Regions from separate parts of the Homo sapiens genome. Here all the other regions are linked to region 1. Evidence: chromatin loops called from intact Hi-C (ENCODE). Cell type or tissue: prostate gland. All regions are shown on one strand.

The links. A loop is a pair of places that touch in the nucleus more often than their neighbours do. Peaks named below come from ENCODE experiments on the same cell type or tissue, not always from the same donor. Only the 100,000 strongest peaks of a DNase experiment are listed, where the experiment ranks them.
Region 2: it touches region 1 in a loop (1.9-fold over the local background); 2 of 110 quality-filtered maps call a loop at or near these places.
Region 3: it touches region 1 in a loop (1.8-fold over the local background); 2 of 110 quality-filtered maps call a loop at or near these places.

What each region holds. Positions count from the first base shown.
Region 1 is chr10:34,937,063-34,939,562 of GRCh38, reverse strand. No RefSeq gene overlaps it. Among named protein-coding and RNA genes, the nearest start is that of LINC02635, 35 kb to the left of the region's middle. In prostate gland, a CTCF peak has its summit at 1,384; no DNase peak of the experiment used is centred here.
Region 2 is chr10:34,742,757-34,745,256 of GRCh38, reverse strand. The region is part of intron 1 of PARD3 (par-3 family cell polarity regulator); the gene reads left to right. Among named protein-coding and RNA genes, the nearest start is that of PARD3, 71 kb to the left of the region's middle. In prostate gland, no CTCF peak of the experiment used is centred here; a DNase peak (open chromatin) is centred at 1,236.
Region 3 is chr10:34,860,690-34,863,189 of GRCh38, reverse strand. No RefSeq gene overlaps it. Among named protein-coding and RNA genes, the nearest start is that of PARD3-DT, 46 kb to the right of the region's middle. In prostate gland, no CTCF peak of the experiment used is centred here; a DNase peak (open chromatin) is centred at 1,519.

The sequences.
Region 1 (2,500 bases):
CCTGGCTGCTCCTTTTATGTCTCTTGTCCTGTCCTCCTCACCCCAAACTCTGCCTGTCGGGGTGCCTTGGGTCCTTTCCACTTCTGGTTATCTACTCTAGTATCCTGGCCACCAATGAGCTGATGCCTCCCAATTTCATACCTTTAGCCAAGACCTGTCCTTTTAATTCCAAACTTTATAACCAACTGGCTTGATGAACAGATATCTCAAGCCTAACATGTCCGACATGGACCTTTTGCCCTTTCTTTCAAAACTCGCTTCTCACTCGACTTCTCATTTCGGTAAATGGCAAGTCCATCCTTTTGGTTGCTGCTATGGACTAAATTATGTCTCCCATCCCAAATGTATATGTTGAATCCCTGACCCCTCATTTGACCATATTGGAGATAGGGCCTGTAGGGAGGTGATTAAGGTTAAACAAAGTCATAAGGATACAGCCCTGATCCAATAGAACTGGTGTCTTTATAAAAAAAGAAGAGACACCAGAGCTCTCCCTCCACCATGTAAGGACACAGGGGAGAAGGTAGCTGTCTGCAAACCAGGAAGAGAGTCCTAACTAGAAACAGACTATCCTGGCACCTTGGTCTTGGACTTCCCAGCCTCCAGAACTGTGAGAAATAAATTTGTGTTGTTTAAACCATCCAGTCACCATATTTTGTTATGGCAGCCTGAGCTCACTAAAATTGTTGCTATAAATAAAAAAGTAACTGAAGCAGATCTCAATTAATTGGAGGTTTATTTTGCCAAGGTTGAGGATATGCTTGGGAAAAAACACAAATCACAGGAGCATCTGTGATCCGTGCTTTTTCCAAAGAGGTTTTAAGCACTTCAATATTTAAATGGGAAGGAGTGAGCAGGAGGAGAAGGAGGAAAGGAAAAAAAGTGGGGCAGGCCAGATGCGGTAGCTCATGCCTCACATCCCACCACCTGAGGAGGCTAAGGCAGGTGAATTGCTTGAGCCCAGGAATTTGAGACCAGCCTGGGCAACATAGCAACATCCCGTCTCTATAAAAAATTTTAAAATTAGCTGGACATGGTGGCGTGTGCCTGTGGTTTCAGCTACGTGGGAGGCAGAGACAGGAGGATGGCTTGAGCCCAGGAGTTTGAGGTTACAGTGAGCTACGATTGCGCCACTGCACTCCAGCCCCAGCCTGGGTGACATAATGAGACTTTGTTTTTAAAAAAGAAAAAAGAGGCCAGACGTGGTGGCTCATGCCTGCAATTCCAGCACTTTGGGAGGCCAAGGCAGGTGGATCACCTGAGGTCAGGAGTTCAAGACCAGGCTGGTCTTGAAATCCCATCTCTACTAAAAGTACAAAAATTAGCTGGGCGTGATGGTGGGCACCTGTAATCCCAGCTACTCAGGAGGCTGAGGCAGAATCACTTGAACCTGGGAGGTGGAGGTTGCAGTGAGCCTAGATGGCGCCACTGCACTCCAGCCTGGGAGACAAGAGCGAGATCCCGTCTCAAAAAAAAAAAAGAAAAAAAGAAAAGAAAAAAGAAGGAAAAACGTGGATGGATGGAGGATAGGTAATAAGGCAAATAATCATTTACATTCTTGTGAGGCTTTGATTAGTGCTCAGTGAATCTACATTTTACACATGAAAGGAGGGAGCAGAGAAAATGGCAATTATGCATTCATCTCATGCTCAGTAAATCTACATTTTGCATAAGATAAAGTAAGCATGTAAAATTACAGCTTACTATTGCTATCTGTTCAGGGACAAAAGGAAGGCAGTTTTTGCATGACTCACTTCCCAAGCTTAACTTTCCCTTTGGCATAGCCAGTTCAGGGTCCTGAGATCTTGTTTTTTTTTTCCACATTGCCAGGGCCCAAAATGTAGGATCATCCTTGAATCTTCTTTTTCTTTCACATCTTACATTTAAATCCTGTCAAGTCTACGTTCATTCTGATTTTTTCTACTACTTATCACCAACATGATTCAGGCTGCTGTGGTCTTTCTTGGATTACAGCAAACACCTCCTAGCTCAACTCCCAGCTTTGGATTCTACACTCTCAAGCCTGCTCTATTATCAAAACAGCAGCAGAGCAGAGCGGTGCTTTTTTTTAATTTTAATTTTATTTTATTTTTGAGATGGAGTCTCGCTCTGTCACCCAGGCTGGAGTGCAGTGGCGCGATCTTGGTGCTCACTGCAACCTCCGCCTCCCGGGTTCAAGCAATTCTCCTGTCTCAGCCTCCCGAGTAGCTGTGACTACAGGTGCCCGCCACCACGCCCAGCTAATTTTTTGTGTTTTTAGTACAGATGGGGTTTCACCGTGTTAGCCAGGATAGCCTTAATCCCCTGACCTCGTGATCCGCCTGCCTCAGGCTCCCAAAGTGCTGGGATTACAGGTGTGAGCCACCGCGCTCGGCCAGCATTTTTTTTTTTTTTTAAGACAGGGTCTTGCTCTGTTGCCACCGCTAGCATGCAATAACATGATCCCGGCTCACTGCAGCCTCAACCTCCCGGGCTCAAGTGATCCTCCCACCCCAGCCTC
Region 2 (2,500 bases), 190 kb after region 1:
CGAATATCTGGGACTACAGGCTCATGCTACCAAGCCTGGTTGATTTTTAACATTTTTTGTAGAAACGAGATCTTGCTTTGTTGCCCAAGCTGGTCGCAAACTCCTGGCCTCAAGTGATCCTCCTGCCTTGGCCTCCCAAAGCACTGACATTACAGGTGTGAGCCACTACAACCAGCCTTGTTTTTCTTATTTGTAAAACGATGAGGTTGGTTGCTAGGTTATTGCTGTTGATTTTTCTGGGGTCAGGCCAGAGACTGGGTTCCTGGGAGACCACAGGGTCCAAGGGGTGGTCGAGGATGCAGAGGGTCCTAGTTGCCCGAGCTCCTGGGTGTGCACCCACTTCCTTCAGTCCACTGCAGCTCTTTGGTCCCCTGTGATTGTGATGACCATCTGGAGAGAAGGTTTCTAATCTCCCCTCTTATCAGACAGGACACTCAGATGAGTCTGTTTTTATTTAAAATTTTGGCATTTTGCTTATCTTGGATTTTTGTGCATCAGTTTTTTTGTTCAATTATTACATTAAACTATTTCTCTTGACTACTGAGATTTTGGTCCTCCCTTAAATTTTGTGTCAGAGGCAAGTGCCTGTAGTCTCACCTCTGTTCCAGCCCTTGTAAACGCTATGATTCCTTGTAGTTTGTCATTAAAAATAGTTATCAAAGCCAAGTAATTTGGAAGTTAAATCAAGAGATTCCAGTGAAACGCTGGTAAGCGATGCCTGTTTATGCTCACTTAGTTGCTGGGCATTAGCAGGTGTAAAAATCTAACAAAAACAGCTGGAAGGCAGACCTCAAAGCTGCTGGCAGTCTCTCCCCTTGGGGACAAAAGAAGCCTTTCAGCTTTTTCATCTTGGAAGGTAAATCATAAACGACCAAATATTGGATTAACTTAGAAAAAGTTTTTTTATTTTTGAGATGGTAAATGTAATATCCTTGCTGTTGAATTCCTCTTCATGGTGACTATGTATTAAAACTGGGATTTTGCATGGAAAATATTTCAAGATTTGCATGGATAATGGCTAATGTACTGTCTGGCTTGTTGCATTTTAACTATAAAATTAAGTTGTTGCGCTATTTATTGTTATTTCTAAGGGACACCATGGAGAGCCATTTGGCCAGAGGGAGATGGGCGGTGAGGAGCGTGGTGACTGGTCTAGTTGGCACAGCTGAGATTTTTGCTGCTCTAGTAGTCATCTGGATTGGCTCAGGCCTGGCTGTTTGTTGCTTCTTTCACGGGCTCAGAGTGTCTGGAGATCTTTTTAACTAGCCGAGACATGCTGTTACTCTGAGCAATTCTCCAGGCAGCCATGAGTGCAAAGGGAGTCTGTGCCAGGTGCCCAGCACTGCTATATATGGCAGAGAAGGGTGGCAGGGGAGGACCCACCATGCCCTTATCTGGGGGCTGCAGCCAGGCGTGATTGTGGGGGCAGTCACACAGCTTCCGTGTGCTCTCAGACCAACCCTGTTTTTCCTCTCCCTCCTCCAACCTTGGCATTGATTTTAGACAGCCGATGTGCAGGTTCAATCTTCATGTGAAATGGAACAATGACTTCAAGTTCAGATACCCATCACTGGCAGTGCTGTATGTACAATCTATCAAGGCTAGTTAGGATGTCTTTGTGGCTCGAGAAAGCAGATTTTTAGATACGGGAGAGTTTGGTTACTTGTGTTTGTGATTCTGTGCTCTCTATTAATTGGCATGGGATTTTCGGACCTGAAATTTAGTGTAGATTTCAGTTTATTCTGAAAGATAAGTGTGAGGTTGAGATGTGGTCTTCTGTGTGACAGGTGCTGATTTATGTTGGAGTCCTATTAGGATAGATGCGTCCCACATTCAGTTGTATGTTTCTTAGGTCAATCAAAGAAACTGATCTGAAGGTGTACCACCACCTTCTCTCCCAAGATGACAAAGCTGTGTTGGGTCATTGGTTGGGAGCAGTGCAGATGAGAAGACAAATGCTGTTGACAAGTTGTGTGTCTAGTTCCTTAGGAAACCAGTCACCTGGTGTTGAAGACAGCAGCAGAGGAGTACCGTGGCCTAGCATGGAGCTCTGCCATGCCTTTGGTTCTTTCTGTGGACACATTTTCATGGAACCTAGAGATTTTCTGGTTTGGGGAAGGATACAATGGAAAAATAATTATGAGATGATGATGATAAGATTTAATTGAATATTTGCTAAGTCCAGTGCATACTATTAGGCCTTCAACATATGAATTTATAATCCAATGAATTAGATATTACGTTCCTTTCTTACAAAAGGACATTGAGGCTTGGCGATATTAATAAATGGCTGAGTGGTACTTGGCACCCAAGACCGTGTGACTCCGAAGCTCCTGCTTTCAGTGAAGGAGCCTGTGGTAGGAACATAGGGTCTGCAGTTTCAGATGTTGTGGCCTGCTGTGCCTTGTTGGTGATTGTAGATTCTTCACGATCAATATGGAGAAGGCTGCCTGCATTGTCTCCCTTCTTCTTTTGAAAAATTAGTTTTTACAGATAATTG
Region 3 (2,500 bases), 76 kb after region 1:
ATTCTGCTGCCTTGGTAGTTGATAATTGAGCTAAACAGAAAGAAAACAGTGGGAAAAGAAAAGGTCATGGTGCTAGACAAGAATCAATTCTCAACAAAGTGTTTGCTGAACAAATAAATTAAATGGGCTGGGTGTGGTGGCTCACAGCTGTAATTCCGGCACCTTGGAAGGCCAAGGCAGACAGTTTGCTTGAGCCCAGAAGTTTGAGACCAGCCTGGGTAACCTGGCAAAACCCTATCTCAACAAAAAATAAAAAATTAGCCGGGCATGGCGGCTTGCACCTGTAGTCCCAGCTTCTCGGGAGGCTGAAGTGGGAGGATCTCTTGAGCCTGGGAGGTTGAGGCTACAGTGAGCCATGATCATGCCACTGAATGGCAGCCTGGGCAACAGAGCAAGACTCTGGGGGTGGGGGGGAAAAAAGAAGAAAAAGGAGGAGGAGAAGAAGAAATTAAATGGAGAAAAGAAAGGGACCCTGAAAACTTAAAAACAGGGTTACAATGGACAGGATCACAGAGCTTCTGGGATAAAATTCTACTAAAAATGGCCAGGCGTGGTGGCTCATGCCTGTAATCCCAGCACTTTGGGAGGCCGAGGCAGGCAGATCGCTTGTGGTCAGAAGTTTGTGACAAGCCTGGCCAACATGATGAAATCCCCTCTCTACTAAAAATACAAAAATTAGTGGGGCATAGTGGTGTATGCCTGTAATCCCAGCTACTCAGGAGACTGAGACAGGAGAATCTCTTGAACCCAGGAAGTAGAGGTTGCAGTGGGCTGAGATTGTACCACTGCACTCCGGCCTGGGTGACAGAGCAAGACTCGGTCTCAAAAAAAAAAAAAAAAATCTATTTAAAACACTCAGAGTACCCCATTTTGAACTCGAGTATGGTTTTGTAATGGGAAGAAACGTGTTTCTTCTTTGATTAAATTCTGAAGGATAAAAATAAAGATGAACAAGAGGAAACAAATGAGATGACGAACAGAAGATGAAGGCAAAGAGAAGAAAAAAGACTACTTTTTTAACACTGTTAAAGACAGTGTTTGCAAATTATGTAAATTTTTTCACTTTTCTTTTCTGTTTTTCTCTCTTGCTTTGTTTCCTTCGTTCTAGCATTTAAACTCTGAGTTCCAAAGGGAAGTTTAAGTGCAATTTGGAAGTACGTTAAGTAAGACAACACCAGGTGGCAAATAGCAATTTAATTCTCCTTGCCAGCAGAGCTAAAGACTTAGTGTGCTCTTTATTAGGAGAGCTGGGGGTGGGCAAGATGCCTGGAGAGAGAGAGGGCGGTAGGAAAAGGCCATTTAGTGTGTGTTGTGATGAAGGATGCACAGCAATTGTTTGGGTTTTCAAAAGAAATTATTTTAATGCATGCATTAATTCTCCTTTTCATCTCACTGCCTGCCAGAAAATTGGTTGTACAAGCGTTCAAGGCATTTTCCCTGGACCAGATATTTACACAGGAGTACTGTGTTGACATTATGTGGCTTCGGATTTCAGCGGGCAGGCTGATGCCTCTTGGGACATGTAAGTGCAGAAGGCAAGGCCTGCCACGCCCGTGAGAAGGGAGCCAGCTTCAGAGAGGGCTCCAAGGTTCATATTTGTTCTCCAAACCAAGTCAAGGGTGGTACTTTTTGTTTTGAAAATATAAGGGTCTGCTTCTGAACTCTTCCATGCATTTATATCCTATTTGGGTTTTATCCAACGGGAAAATTGGGTTTGGGGGACCCCTAAAAACTGTCTTTTAATTTTTATGTATTTATTTATTATTTTTTGAGACAACGACTTGCTCTGTCTCCCAGGCTGGAGTGCAATGGCACAATCTCAGCTCACTGCAGCTTTGACCTCCTGGGCTCAAGGGATCCTCCCAGCTCAGTTTTCTGAGTAGCTGGGACCACAGGTGTGCGCCACCAGGCCCAGCTAATTATTGTATTTTTTTGTAGAGATAGGGTCTCGCTGTGTTTCCCAGGCTGGTCTCAATGTCCTGGGCTCAAGTGATCCGCCCACCTCAGCCTCTCAAAGTGCTGGGATTACAGGCGTGAACCATGGTGCCCAGCCTCCAAAAACTATATAGATGATGATAAATAAATATCATTTAAGATAAAGTATTGCAGTTATACTTTTGGGAAATAGAAAAAAAAAGATAGTCCGGAAGATATAGCTGTTGATACTGTTGTTATTTTGGCTCCTATGACCATTAGAATCGTCAGCCCCTCTCCCTCTGCAGAAGTCCCTGGAGCTCTGTCTTCATCCTTGGCAGGGAGACCCTTTAACTTTTTTCTTTATTTTTCTTACTCTTTTGTGAAGGCCATTGAGTATGAATTGAAGAAGCAGGTAGAAAGTTTTTCTGTTGGCTGGCTGCAGTGGCTCAGGATAGTAATCCCAGCACTTTGGGAGGCTAAGGCGAGAGGATCACTTGAGCCCGGGAGTTTGAGATCAGCCTGGGCATTGCAACAAGACCCCATCTCAGTTTTTTTTTTTTTAAAGGACATTTTTCTCAAAGGA